Linked DNA regions of Homo sapiens: region 1 is linked to region 2. A link is a loop called in an ENCODE intact Hi-C map of the cell type or tissue named here. Cell type or tissue: mammary epithelial cell. All regions are shown on one strand.

Evidence for each region. A loop is a pair of places that touch in the nucleus more often than their neighbours do. Peaks named below come from ENCODE experiments on the same cell type or tissue, not always from the same donor. Only the 100,000 strongest peaks of a DNase experiment are listed, where the experiment ranks them.
Region 1: a loop joins it to region 2, with 2.8 times the contacts of the local background. A loop is called at or near these places in 1 of 110 quality-filtered maps.

Annotation. Positions count from the first base shown.
Region 1 is chr12:28,110,487-28,118,486 of GRCh38, forward strand. The region is part of intron 1 of LOC105369710 (a long non-coding RNA gene); the gene reads right to left. Among named protein-coding and RNA genes, the nearest start is that of CCDC91, 76 kb to the right of the region's middle. In mammary epithelial cell, no CTCF peak of the experiment used is centred here; a DNase peak (open chromatin) is centred at 4,165.
Region 2 is chr12:28,029,910-28,037,909 of GRCh38, forward strand. No RefSeq gene overlaps it. Among named protein-coding and RNA genes, the nearest start is that of PTHLH, 61 kb to the left of the region's middle. In mammary epithelial cell, no CTCF peak of the experiment used is centred here; DNase peaks (open chromatin) are centred at 3,212, 3,332, 3,832 and 5,822; H3K27ac peaks cover 4,193 bases.

The DNA of each region.
Region 1 (8,000 bases), 81 kb after region 2:
TTCAAGCCTGGCGAAGCCCAGCTCTTCTTTATCTGGGTCAATATTACTTATGTTAGAAGTATAGTCTAATAGCAAGAGCTTCCCTGGACCGAGTTTGGTAAAAAGAAGAAGGGGAAGATAAGGCCGAATGAGGAAATACAAACACAAAGATAAGTCATATTACCAGGAAGCAGTCTACTGGTACAACAGGTTAGAGGGGAAAGCAGGCATTGAGAGAAGCCCTGAAATATCAACTTCTGTTAGCTAGGGAGAAGTAACCCTGTACTCACACACTAGTATCCCAAGGAGAATTCCTGCCAGTCTAGAATATAGCCCTCACCTCCCTCAAAGTATCACACTATAAAGAGCTACTTCAGGAAGAAGTAACTTCATTCAAATAGGAGGTGATTTTTTTTAAAGAACTTACATAGAATTATCCAAATATGATATAAGGAAAAAAAAAGAAAAGGAATGGCAGGTAATAAACCCTCACCAGATAAATATTTCTACAGAGTTCTTTAAAAACTGTGAGCAAGTTACTTACCATGAAATTTTAAATGTTAAGAAGTTAATGCTTCTATAAAATAGGAATTCTAAGCATAGACACGAGAATGTAGAAAATAGGGTGAGGCAACAGAATACAATGAAAATTGGACTGGCAAGCTCAAAAGAAGTGAAAGGGAAAAATAAAACCATCATAAAAATAAAGGCCATGTTTGAAGCAGCACACAGAACAGACATACTAAAAACACAGTAAGACGTATGGAATATTATAAAGGGAGCAAAATAGAATAGAAAGTTAAAAGGAGATTTAAAAAATTAAGAAGGAAATGATAGATGTGGAAAACAGATATGAAAGATCCAATATACAGAATATCGAACTTAAAAAGAATGTTGTCCTCAAGAACATAAATTGTGGAAGAAGAAAAATATTTAAAGATGTAATTAAAGAAAAGTTTATAGCAGTATAAGTAGCCTCAGATGTGTTGATTGAAGGAGTGCACATAGCAGGGCCTTAAAAAAATAACTTTAAACAATGAACACAGAGACATATTCTAGTAAAGTTTCTGGGCTTTAAATATAAAGAAAAAATATTTGGGCTTCCATTCAAAAAGATAATAAGTTTATACAAAGAGTGAATACTAGAACAGAAAAAAGAAATACTTTCAAAGATCTTTTTAAAAAGTATAAACTAAGAATTTAATGCCTATCCAAATTTATTTATTAATGGGAGAAAATTCTCTGGAAGAAAATTTTTAGTCAACCAAGAACTGAATGGAGAGAGGGAAAAAAAGTACTGGAATGGTACATTGGCTCCATTTAACTGCCAAACCCAAACTTAGAAAATGCAAGGGAGAGTATATTTGTCAGTATAGATTTAAATATTTAAAACACTGAAAATGTAAACCAGCAACTAACAGAAAAGACAAACTTAAACTTGTTAAAAGACAAATGACTGAGGAAAACATGCTCAGTCTCACTAATAAGAAATGAAAAAACAGTGATATACCATTTTTTTAACTTATCAGATTAACAAAGATCAAAGAGTTTGAAGTTATACAATTGGTGAGAAAGTGTGGGACATATAAACTTTTATACACTGCTTTTGGGAGTATAACTTATGGAAAACAATTGTGAAATATCTATAAAATAGGAAGTGCCTATAATCTTTGGCCTACCAATTCATTGTTAGAAAATTATTCTACAAAAATACTCCAATGTTTGCAAACTACTTATGTCCAAGGGTATTTATTTCAGTGTTGTTGGTAATAGCAAAATATTGAAAATAACCCGAATGCACATCTTTATGGGACTAATTAAATAAATTTTATAACATATACAACGAAATACTATGCAGTCATTAAATATAATGAGGCAGCTCTGTATGTAATGTTATGAAGCAATCTCCAGAAATATTAAGCAAAGTCTGTATAGAACAGTTCAAGAAGTACATGGCAATGATACATAAAAAATAATGAGACAAACAAAAAGACATAGAAAGTATCAAACACAGGATAAACATCTCTGTGAAAAAGAAATTCAATAGAATGAAAATGACAGAAGTTATGGGCCTACTGGAATCCCAGATTAGAAGCCCATTCCAGGAGATGGCATAGTTTAGGAGTTGAATGTGACCTGTGTAAGATTGCCTGGGGTCAAATCTTAGTGTGTCTGTGCATTAGCCATATGAGACAAGTCTCGTAGCTTCTTAATGAGATGAGTTGAAGATATTGTAAAATATACAGCATGCAATTATTAAACAAAAGACAGCTGCTGTATTAATATTAGTATCAGGCTAGATAGAATTTATAGCAAAAAGTACTAATAGAAAGGAAGACTTACATCACATAGTAATGAAAGTAATGATCCATGAAGAATGTATGTTATGAACTTCTATATAGTTAACAACATAATTTAAAATGATATTCAACAGACAAAATATAAAAGGGTTAGAGTTGCTTCAGCTGAAGAAATTTATGTAGCTCTATACCCCCCAAATAAAAATATACATTCTTTTCAAGTACATATGAAATATTAATTTTGAAAAATTGATCATGTTCTAGGTCACCAAGAACTTCTCAATAAATTATAAGATATTAGTGTTATACAGACCACATTCTGTGACCACAATGCTAATTGTGGTTTTTGCCATTGAAAGTAATGGCAAAAACCGCCATTACTTTTGCCACTGAAAGTAATGGCAGAAACCGCAATTACCTTTGCACCAACCTAATAAATAAGAAATCAACATTGAACAGTGGTTTTAAAGAATCCATATATGTTTGGACTTTAAAACATATTTTATGCTTTAGGAAAATATTTAAATATAAATAACAATGAAAATAATACTGAGGGATACAGCAAAGTACATGATGGCAAAAATAGAACCTTTAACAGAATTAATGAAAAGACTTAAAATAAATCAGTTAAGTGTTAAACTCAGAAAGTTAGAAAAATAATAACAAAGAAAACAAAAACATATATCTACTCTAAGGAAATAACAAAGAACATAAATTAATAAGTAGAAAATAAACAATAGAGAGAAATAATAAAGCTAAAAGCTGGAGCTTTGATGAAAGCTTCCTGAAAATAAAAAGGACAAGTAATTGGTAATAAAAGGAAACAAATATAGATATTACAGATATTACAAATAATAGGAACATACTGTGCCAATAGAAAATTTAGATGAAATGATAATTTCCTAGGAAAATAGAAGTTACCAAAATTGACTGGAGAAAAAATAGAAAACATTAATAAACCAATAACTATGAAATAAATTAAATTGTTAGGAGTCTTCTGCCCCCAAACAGTAAGCCAAGACAGCCTACATGTGTGTTTTATCAAACTTTCTAAAGATAAAAATCTGCTCTTTTATAATAATTACATTTCAGATTTTAAAAAAAGAAGAAAAGCGGCCGGGCACAGTGGCCCATGCCTGTAATCCCAGCACTTTGGGAGGCTGAGGCAGGCAGATCACCTGAAGTCAGGAGTTCGAGATCAGCCTGACCAATATGGGGAAACCCCATCTCTACTAAAAATACAAAATTAGCCAGGCATGGTGGCTCATTCCTGTAATCCCAGCTACTCGGGAGGCTGAGGCAGGAGAATCACTTGAACCTGGGAGGTGGAGGTTGAACTCCGTCTCAAAAAAAAAAAAAGAAGAAGAAAAGCTGGTTGGCTTAATTTGTGAGGCTAATATGCTGTTGACACGTTGACACTCAAACTAGGTAAGGACACGATAAAAAGAAAACTGTAGCATAATTCTTATGTGAATATAAAATCAAAAATTTAAAATAAAATATTAACAAATTGAGTTCTTTTATGTATTAAAAATACACATCATATTCTAGTAGTATTTGTTCTAAGAATGTAAAGCTGTTTTAATGTCAGAAAACCTATCAACCATATTAGCACATAATCAAATCATAGATGCAGGAAAATGCAGAAAAAATAATAAAATTGATGCATTTATTTATTTAACAAACACTGATTTAGTGCCTACTATGTGTTAGGCATTACCTCGGGCATTGGGGATATAACATCTAAATAAATGGAAAAATTCTCTGACTCATGGACTTTGTATTCAAGTGGGTGAATCAGAAAATAATCAAATAAACAGAAAAACTGTATAATGTCATGAGGCAATAACTGCTCCAAAGAGCAACAAAACCAAGTAATAAGATAGAATGTGATGAAGCATGCTACTCTGAGCAGACACCTGGCTGAAGTGAGGGAGTGAGACACACATATTTTCAGTGAGAGAGCACATCAGGCAGAGAGAAATGTGAGTGCAGTAACGACAAGACAAGATTTTGCTTGGATCAAGGATCAAGGAAGAACATTTAGAAGCCTGCTTGGCAGGCATGAGGAGCAGTGATGTGGATGGCAGGGTTGAGCAAGAGAAAAGAGATGAGATGGGAGAGATTGCTAGAACTCAGATCATGTGGGATTTTGTATCCCAAAGTAAGGACTTTGGATTTTATTCTAAATGTGATGGGAAAACTTTGGAGGGTTTTCAGAAGAGGAGTGACATGATCTGGTTTGTGTATGTGTTGCTTTTGTTTGTTTGAGACAGGGTCTTGTTCTGTTGCCCAGGCTGGAGTGCAGTGGTACAGTCTTGGATCACGGAAGCCTCAACTTCCTGGGCTCAAGCATCCTCCCACCTCAGCCTTCTGAGTAGCTGGGATTACAGGTGCACGCCATCACACCCGGCTAAGTTTATTTTTTTGTAGAGACGATGTCTCACTATATTGCCTAGGCTGGCCCCGAACTCCTGGACTCAAGCTATCCTCCCCCACCAGCTGCCCAAAATATTGGGTTTACAGGTGTGAGCCACTGTGCCCTTCCTGATTTGTCTTTTAAATAACCTCTCTGGCTAATATATAGATAATAATCTATACTAGGGTGAATATAATTGATATGAATCTCATGAAGATGAGACTAGGTAAGAGGGAATGGCAGTATCTCAGATGAAATTACTTGGCGGCTTGTACTAGGGTAGTTGCAGTGGTAAGAATGATTGAATTGATTTGTGGATATGATACGTTTGCAAATATATTAGTTAGGGCTATCCAGAGAAAGAGAACCAATGAGAGAGACAGAAAGAGAGAGAGAGAGATAGGTTTATTATAAGGAATTGGCTCATGCGATTACGGAGCCTGACAAGTCCCAAGATCTGCAGTTGGCAAGCTGGAGACTCAGGAAAACTGATGGTGTAATTCCAGTCTGAAGGCTGCTGGCTTAAGACCTGGGAAGAGCCAATGTTTTAATTTGAGTCCCAAGGCAGAAAAACACTGATGTCCCAGTTTGAAAGCAGTCAGGCAGGAGGAGTGACCTCTTACTTGCGGACGGTTAGCCTTTTTGTTCTATTTGGGCCTTCAGCTGATGAGATGGGGCCCATTCACATTAGTGAGGGCAATCAGCTTTACTCAGTCTACTAATCCAAATATATCAGTTGCATGCAGAAACACCCTCATAGACACACCCAGGAAAATGTTTGACCAAAATGTCTTGATACCGTGTGGCTCAGTCAAAATAGGAAGAGTACCTAAGAAAGAATATCTATGAGAAAACCTAGAGATATCACCCTTTAAATGTGAAATTTTAAGTGTTCCTAGCAGCAAGAAAAGGATACTACTATAACTACTTGTGGTCAGTAGTATGTTGAAGCTCTCATCTAACGCAATTCAAGAAGAAAGGGATTAAGTGATGTAAGATTTGAAAGAGAAGCAATAAAATTGTTCTCATTTTAAACAATGTTATTTGAAACAAAGAAAATCCAAGTGCTTTTCAACTACTGGAATGAATAAGAAAGCTTCGGAAGTTTATTAGACTCAAGTCAACATACCAAAATGATTGTCATTTCAACAAAACAATAATAACAAGCTACAAAATCAAATAGAAAAAAACCTATAAAATACCTAAGGATAGACCTAATATATGATGGTTAAGATGTCTATGGGGAAAATAAAATGTTTTTGAAGAACAAAAATAATTAGATACAGAGATACACTTCTACATTCATGAATTGTAAATATGTTAGTCCCCTCCCCCACAATATTCTAGAAACTTAATAACATTTTAACCAAAATTCAAAAGAGACTTTATGGAACTTGACAAGTGAATCCTAAAATTAATATGGAAGCACAAAGAATCAGGAAGAGTCAAAAAATCTGAAGAAGAATAAGCTGGGGGCAGGGTGAAATTGGCCTGACCAAATACATCAAGAATTTATAGAGCTATGGAAAAGCAGACAGTGTGGTATTGGCACAGGAAGAGTCAAATAAACCAAAGGAACATAATAGAAAGCCCAGAAACAGATACTTGCATATGTGCAAACTTGAAATATGACCAACGTGGCACTATAAGTCTGTGAGGAAAGGCAGGACTAGTCAATAAATGGTACTAGAACAATTGCTTAACCATATGGAAGAAATAAAATAAAATTGGATCCCATTCTCACACCATATACAAAAATAAATTCCAGATGGATTAAAGATCTAAATGTTAAAACAGCTTTTGGTAAAACAAAAAAAATATATGGACTATCTTCATAACGTTTATATGTGGAAAAATTTCTTAGACAAGACACAAAAAGTAGAGCAAAATGTTGGTAAATTTGATGACACCAAGATTTTTTTTAAACTCTTGCGTTCAACAAAGATACAAAACATAAAGTGAAAAAATAAACCATATCCTTTGAAAAGAGATTCACAACTCATATAAATGCTAAAGAATAAGCAAAATGTGAACAGGCAATTCAAGAGATAAGTAAATGAATAATAAACATATGGAAAGATCCTCACCCTACTAATAATTAGGAAGATGAAAAAGAACAGTTAGACATCATCTCCACTTGGCAAAATTTAAATTCTAACAGTATCAAGAGTTGTTATGGTTTAGAGTAACAATAGCTCTCATATACTGCTAGTAAGCATGTGAATTGGTACCACTACTTTGGAGAGCAATTTGAAATATCATAAAGTTGATGATGTTCATACTCTCCAACTTAGCAATTCTACTTCTAGATTTAGAACTTTAGGAAAAGTTCATATGTGCAGAAGGAAATTGGTGTAACAATGTTTATTGCAGCATGGTTTCTAATGAAAAATATTTAAAAACAGAAATGTCATTTAATAAGATATAGATTAGGAAATTGTGATATAGTCATATAGTGGAATTCTATATAGCATTTAAAATGTGCACTAGAGATGCTTGTGTGAAGATGAATATCAAAGAAGTAAGATGACTGAAAAAGCAAGTTGTGGAATGATACATTCAGTAATATACTATTTATGTAAACTTTTGATACCAGCAAATATAGGCACATTATGTAGTACTATCTACATTGATAGATATATGTGTCTAGTAAATATATAAATTATCCATGGGTCTTATAAAACACTAAATCTATGACTATGGTGGGATGGCAAGACAATAATGAAATCAGGAAGGAATACTCAAACAATCTCAACCGTATCTGTTAAGTTTTCAAAAAACTGGAGCAAACATTGGCATTTTCTTTTGCTTTCATACAGCTGGGTGGTGAATAGATGCAAGGGGATTCATGTTTTGCTATTTTCAGCAGAGGGCTGCCCTACCTCAGACAGAACTATTCACATCATAGTCAATGTGAAGGGTATCCTGTGGAGCTGTGTCCACAGCCTGCCTGGTAATATGAAGCAGTATGTTCTCATTTGTGTGTTTGAAATGTTTCAACATATTTTTTTAAATTTAATGAGGTGAAAAAGCAAAGCGCTTCACAGAGTGTATAGTATCCTATTATTTGTTTTATACATTTATGCTTTTACAGGCATACCATCTTTCTGGAAGAATAACAACAAATTGCTACCAGTTGTGCCTGTTGTGTTTGACGGACAAGGCAATGAGAGAGACTTGTATTTACTGTATGCTCTTTTGTGGCCGTTGACTACATTATTCATTTTTAAAATAAAATAATATCAGGTCAGCCATGGTGGCTCATGCCTATAATCCCAGCACTTTGGGAGGCCGAGGCTGGC
Region 2 (8,000 bases):
CCCATAACTTTTCAGGAGCAGGTTTCCTGGTCTATAAAACACATTGGAGCAGGGTTTTTATACCGAGGTGAGTGTAGTGTCAAGTTTAGTGACTATGAACAGAGACCTGGATCCAGCTTGTGTAAGCTCAAGTCTGGCAGTGTTATTTCACAGCTTTGTGACCTTCAGCAAATCACTTAGCCCAGCACTGCAGTTTTGATTGAATAGATTTAAAACCTATCTCATAGATTGTTGTGAGGACTAAATGAGTTAATATTTAGAGCCTGACATCCAATAAATGCTACACAAAGAAGCGTTCCTGTTGGTGGGAGTGTGAATTAGTTCAACCACTGTGGAAGACAATGTGGCAATTCCTCAAAGACCCGGAGGCAGAAATACCATTTGACCCAGCAATCCCATTACTAGGTATGTGCCCAAAGGAATATAAATTATTATTTTACGAAACTTATTCATTATGCATGTGTATGTTCATTGCAGCATTATTCACAATAGCAAAGACATGGAGTCAACCTAAATGCCCATCAATGGTAGACTGGATAAAGAAAATGTGGTACTTATACACTGTGGAATACCATGCAGGCATAAAAAGGAACGAGATCATGTCCTTTGCAGGGACATGGATGAAGCTAAGGCCACTATCCTCAGCAAACTAACGCAGGAATAGAAAACCAGATGTTGCATGTTCTCATTTATAAGTGAAAGCTGAATGATGAGAACACATGGACACATGGTGGGGAAAACACCCACTGGGGCCTGTCAGAGGGTGGACTTTGGGGAGGAGGGAGAGCATCAAAAAGAATAGCTAATGGATGCTGGGCTTAATACCTAGGTGATGGGATGATTTGTGCTGCAAACCACCATGGCACACATTTAACTATGTAACAAACTGGCACATCCTCCACATGTACCTCTGAACTTAAAATAAAAAATAATAAAAAAGAGAAGTGTTGGCCAGGCGCGGTGGCTCACTCCTGTAATCCCAGCACTTTGGGAGACCAAGGCGGGCAGATCACGAGGTCAGGAGATGGAGACCATCCTGGCTAACACAGTGAAACCCCATCTCTACTAAAAATACAAAAAATTAGCCAGGCATGGTGGCACTTGCCTGTAGTCCCAGCTACTCGGGAGGCTGAGGCAGGAGAATGGCCTGAACCCAGGAGGCGGAGCTTGCAGTGAGCTGAGATCGCGCCACTGCTCTCCAGCCCGGGCGACAGAGCGAGACTCCGTCTCAAGAAAAAAAAGAGAAGTGTTCCCTATCGTCACTACTTTTGCACTTTCTGAAACCCAGTTCTGCAAAGACATAATTGGAATATCATTTTAAAGTGTGTTGATTATTAAAAATAACAAGCAAAGATATGCTACATGTCAACATGCAACACACTGACAACTTTTCAATTTGTGCTACCTGTTTAACTTTGCTTTGTATAGACATGGGACAAAGTTTCTTCTGCCACATTTTCTTGCAAATGTATTAATATTGATTAAGAGTGCTGGTGTTTCTTACAATTCAGGCCTACACATGTATCCCCAGTGCAGAATTGTACAGGACACTACACTATTGTAGAACAGATGTGAGAGCCTTAATTAAACGGCAAGAAAGCCAGACAGGCTCAGGTGCTTTAATATCTGATGTTGGGAGAGTTGAGCAATAAAAAGTGGGCCACTAGCATGTCACATACCACATACACATATGTATGTCATATAATAGAGAGTTTTTATGCCCTTCATAAATTTTGATGCTTCTTATATGACTTTTGCATTTGTCATAAAGAATATGTTAGATATGGTTAGTGATTTGACGTGAAAACAGCCTGCTTTTTTTTTTTTTTTTTTTTTTTGAGATGGAGTCTCACTCTGTCACCAGGCTGGAGTGCAGTGGCATGATCTCGGCTCACTGCAACCTCTGCCTCCCGCTTCAAGCGATTCTCCTGCCTCAGCCTCCTGAGTAGCTGGGACTACAGGCACACGCCACCACGCCTGGCTAATTTTTGTATTTTTAGTAGAGACGGGATTTTACCATGTTGGCCAGGATGGTCTCAATCTCCTGACCTCGTGATTCGCCTGCCTTGGCCTCCCAAAGTGCTGAGATTACAGGCGTGAGCCACCGTGCCCAGCCTGCTTTTCCTCTTATAAGCCTCTTGGTTGGTCTAATTAGAAAGAATTCTGAGCTTATAAAGGGGACTGCTAAAATATCAGCAACAAGCTATCATTCATGACTACTTCATGTGAATCAATTTCCCCAGTACTATGAAACCAAAATGAGTTAAAAAACTAGCTGGATGCTGAGGCTTATATAAGAATGCTACCCTCATTCTCAATATCATTCTTTTTTGTGGTTATTAAAACGGCCTTATTTTTTCATTGATTGAGTTAATAATAAATGAGTATTATGAATTTGTATTTACAAAATATAATTACACTGACAAAACAGAGCTTTTGTGTAGTCTGTAACTGGGTGACTGACCTACCTGTTTTACCAGGGACTGTCCCAATTCTTGCCTTAAAGTCCTTAATTCTAAAACCCCTCTGTTGTTCTGGTCAAACTGGGATGTCCAGTCACCCTGTCTATATATTAGAGCGCTGTGTAGGATTTAGTTTGAAAAAAGGATTTTGCGGCTAACATTGTCTTAAAAGCACTGAGATAGATGGTCTGTGTGGTGAGCAAATAATTTGTTGTTCAAACCAGGACACCCTGGAGAGTGAAGGGGCATGAACCAGGTGAGAAGCACACATGCTATCTCTAAGTTTCCTCCCTATTCTGAAAGGCTAGTACACTCTTTGATTGCAAGGTAAGTAAAAACCTTTTAGTAGAAATCATTCTGGATATTTCACACCACTTTATGCTACAGGATCACTGATCTGAGCATAAATTCACATTTTTAACTTGATAATAAATATAGAAGATAAACAAGATGAGTCAGAAAAGAATACTTGCGAATACCTGGTTAGACCTGGGAACTGGTTGGTTAAAAAGATGAATCCCTAATGTCAAATGACTTTCTTGTGATTCACTTCATTTCTCGTGGAAGCTAAATGAAAAGCAAAAATGTTAATTGATGGTTGTGGTAAGTCAGGCTCCAGTTGACTAAGGTTTTCTTTTGTCTAAACCCATCTCCAGGGTGAATAAATAGAACTACTCCGTGAAAGAACAAAATTGATGTGGTCTGTTACCTCTGGATCATCTCAAGGAACAATACTTTCAAAGCCTAGCAACTTGCAAACTTCCTGTCTGAGAAGGATTGGTGGTAGGGGGATGCTTGGGAACATAACACCCCTGCCCCACACACCCCACACCAGCTGCTTAGAAGGCAGGAAGCAGGATCCAGGCCTCCAGGAAATGTGCTTTATGGGATCTTGTCCACACATATTTGGGTCTTCAGCAACCTGTCCTAACCTGCTTTATTTTAGTGACTGTTACTAACTTTTTAAGCTCTGAATCAGCAAACTCTCTCCCCCACTTTTTTTTTCCCCTGAGGACATTCAAAGATCATCCAGCCCACTTTAGTTAAAGTAGAAATAGTGGCATGGTGGCTGTGGGTCTGGTGGTGTCACTTCAAAGCAAATGAGATACCCTTGATGATTCTGGCAAGGTGTGGTCTCCCACTGTCGGTCTCTCCCCCATATATGATGAAGGTACTTTTTAGGTGGTAAAGGAATGTCCTTGCCCAGTGGTAGTTAGGTGTAAATACTCTACATTTTATATTTTTTCTTTTCATGTTGAATATCAAACGTGGTATAAATGATGAAACCGATCACTGCATTATTCCCAGGCCTTTTACTTAGTGTGTCTCTGCTGTTAGCATTTGCATGGATCTGTGTCATCATTCTGATTCATCCTGCTGAATAATCTATCATTTCTGCTCCCTTTTCCCCATCCTCCAACATCCTACTCAGGGCTGTTTCAGGTGATTCTGAGACCCATTGTATCTTCTACAGATGAAGCACTTTCCTGAAATTCCTGGATATAGTCTTCTGATCAGTGGATTTAAGCAATGTACATGAAGTTTATATGCGGATTTAAGTCTATGGATTTAAATGATGGAGAGCATCCTTTTTTTTTTAATGGCTAGTAATTGGGCTATTAGTAGGACCATGATGAAAACAGGGAGGGGGCTTGTTTTAAATAGTTGCATGTAAACACACACTAGAACTTTCATGTTACTTAAGGTCACATTGCTGGCTGAACAGATCACAGATACTAAAAACCACTCCTGTTTACTGAGTGACCATGTTCTACACAATTTATATTTATAACTCATTTTATCCTCAGAGCCACTCTATGAGGTAGGTATATTTATTGCTCCCACAGAATTTAGGGACCTTATACAAGTTCTCCCAACTGGCCAGTTGTAGAGCTACCACAGTGAACTCCTCTAGTTTACTTGAGGCTGGAGAGGGCTCTCAAAATATGAAACTTCCAGAGTTAAGACTGGCTAAGTCCTTGGCGAACTGGGATGAGTTGGTCTCTTTCTAGGTAGGACCAGGCTCTGAATCCAGGAAGTCAGGCTTCAGAGGGTACACTGCTAATGATCATGTTATATTGCCTGTCATGGATGACTTCAACAGTAAGTCACAGTTTGCAATGGGCATGCCTCAGCTTTTTCCCAAAGTAAATATTCAAGAGCTTGAATAAGCCATTAATATTAGGGTAGGCTTGGGAGCATCCTCATTGACAGGGCTTCCCTGCTTCCCTTTTTAGTTGTATAAGCCTGAGCATGTAAAGTGTTCTTATGTAAGTCAACTCAAAATTATTATTTCCCCCTTCAGGTTGTAATTTCTTGAATCCCTTCTCTTGTTTTTCCTACTTGCAAACCCCAATTTCTGAAGCTTAGTGTTTCCAAGCACCACTTTATCCCCATCTAAGGAGAGAGCTTTTATAAAGTTGCTCTGTGCCATAGAACTCTGCTGTATCAGGTGGAGCATTCTGGCTATCTGTGACTTTAATCTTCTGGTTTACATGATTAAGAGTACAGAAAATTTACAGGTTTTCTTTTAAATCCCTAAAAGAGAGGGCCAACAGGCTTTCTTTCTTCTCTAAGAGCAGAAAGAAATTCTGAGCTCTGAATTGGAGCTAATGATTTTCCCAAGGAGGACTCTCGTACAGTCTCCTTAAAGACCCAAACTTTACTTGAATATCTCCCATGATGGGGTTCTTGGGAGCCCACAAGGCAACCCTTTACTTGCAGAAAGGAGTAATCATGACAAAGTTCTTCCTTAGATTGTATTGTGCTAAGATTTGTCCCTCTGCACCGTCATCAATTCACTCTCCTACTTTCTGAAGCAAACTTCTCTTTCAGATATATGAAGGCCGCTTACATGTTCCCCTTTAACTTTTTCTTCTCTAGACTAAAGATCCTAGTTCCTTTACTTGTTCCTCTACATCAGTGGTTTTCACATTTTTTTTAAAAAATTAAATCTTAGGTTGAAATGATAGGATGAAACCAGTGTTTAACTAGTGTAAAATATTTCCTTACTATAAAGTCAGTTAAGGATAGTCATGGGACTATACATTAAGAACAAAAACACTGACACAAAGCTTGTAGATAATTACTGCAAATTTGCATCAACATCCGGTTATTGTTTGTATTGAGGAAATCTTGAGATGCAAATAGTGTCAGTTTTTTTAAAGCAGCTTCCCTTGCAACCTTAAGGTTGTCTTTAATTAAACTGATATAAACATTTGAAAGAGGATTACTAGGACATTTTTGTTTGAAAATTTAACTGCTAATAATACGTATCAACTGCTTACTTTTCTTATGCTACATACATAAATCACACAGGGAGCTTACATTATGTGCCAAAGCTGTCTTTAACATGATGTCACCATGACTCAGCATGTCATGGTAGTCTCTTCTTTTTATATAATTGATTATTATATGTAAGGGCATGCACTGAACACACACACCAGAGCCTTATTTGAGATTTATTTGTGTGTGGCATACATCTCCTCAACAATCTGCACAGAAAGAGCATGCCCATAACTTTATGTAATAAGCAAATATACATGCAGGACTGCATTTACATGTGGGTGTTTATAATTCTAAGTTATTTTTATTCTCTCCTTTGCTACTTTCTACATTTTCAGAATGTTTCTTAATAAGCATATTACATATTAACTTTACTCCCAGAAATTATATATTTTTAGTTTTAATTATCAGTATATGCATGTCTTAATACTCTAACGATAAAAAAAAATTGTCGCTGGGTGTCGTGGCTCATGCTTGTAATTCCAGCACTTTGGGAGGCTGAGGCAGGCAGATCACTTGAGGTCAGGAGTTCAAGATCAGCCTGGCCAACATAGTGAAACCCCATCTCTACTAAAATACAAAAATTGGCCGAGCATGGTGGCATGCACCTGTAATCCCAGCTACTAGGGAGGCTGAGGCAGGAGACTCACTTGAACCCGAGAGGCGGAGGTTGCAATGAGCCGAGGTTGTGCCACTGCACTCCAGCCTGGGCGACAGAGTGAGACTCTGTCTCAAAACAAAAACAAAATTGTCAAACAAGAAATTACAGAGAAAATCACTAATATCACTTATAGGCAAGGTTATGGGAATGTTTCTTCCTACTGCTTTTCCAGGTTTTCTTATAAAGATATGTAATTTATTTTGATAATCCATTAATCTTTATTTAATGGGATAAAGTTAAAGAATTACTACCAAACATAGACATTTTAGGCAGGATGCTATTTTTAAAAATACTATTGCAAAACTGCAGTAGTTCTGATGATATTTTCAGATAATTAAAATATACACACAGTGATATTAGGAGAAGCATTGTTCTGAGATCTACACAATGATGGTATAACAGGGCAGTGCAAGTTAGTGAAATGAAAGCCTGCAATGGACTGAATTTTGATATCCAATATATTTGAATGTTTACATATATTTTTAAAACATTTAAAATATAGCCTAGAGTAAAATTTAAATTAAGGCATTTGCAGAACTCCAAAATATCACTATGTAACCTAATTTGAAAACCTACAATCTATTAATATAGTATAAAATATCTATTGTGCAGATTTTGTTCAACATCTGCAGAACAAATAACCTTAATTGTGTTTTGTACCTCTTGGCATAATTTTAGGTTATGGAGCATGTTGATTTGCTAGGGCTGCCGTAACAAAGTACCTTAGTCTGAGGGGCTTATGCCATAGCAGTTGATTGTCTCAGAATGTTGGAGGTGAGAAGTCGGAGATCAAGGTATCGTCAGGGCTGGTTTCATCTGAGGCTGCTCTCCTTGGCTTGTAGATGGTTGTCTTCTTCCTTTGTCTTCATGTGGTCTTCCCTCTGTACATGTGGCTGTGTCAAGACTTCCTCTTCATGTAAGAGCACCAGTCATATTGAATTAGGGCCCATCTTAATGACCTCATTTTAAATTAATTACCTCTTTAAGACCCTATTTCCAAATGTGGTCTTATTATGAAGTACGCTGGGTTAGGACTTTAATATATGAATTTTGGAAGAAGACAATTCATCTCATAACATGGAATTTCATAATTTTCTATATCCTTGTTAAAGAAACATCTTTCTTTTATAGAAAGAAATATCTCAATCTTTAGTTAGTTATGTATTTATGTGTAGACACATTTATAGAAATAAATGTAAATGTATTTATGTGTCACATATTCTGCACTCATATTAAATTGTTAAATATCTTCAAAGAATCATTTGACATTTTAAGAAAAAAAACTGTTTTGGGGGGTTCTGGAATGACTTCACCTTTGGCTATTTGCAATTATCACATGGACTTGTGTAAACCATACAGTATCAAGTTAAAAGAAAATAAGATCAATGGTTAGAAAAATCAGAACAGATGCTCATTAGATTCATCGAAGTCAGAATTAACTCCACCTTTCAAATTTTGTGGGAATTGTGTTTAACATCTGCAGAACAAAGCAAATATATTTAATTCACCACAGCCTCTAGTTTATAGTTCAAATTTGGCCTCTCTGATCTATTATATTTGTGCTAAAAAGCTAAGGAAGTAAGTTATAAAAA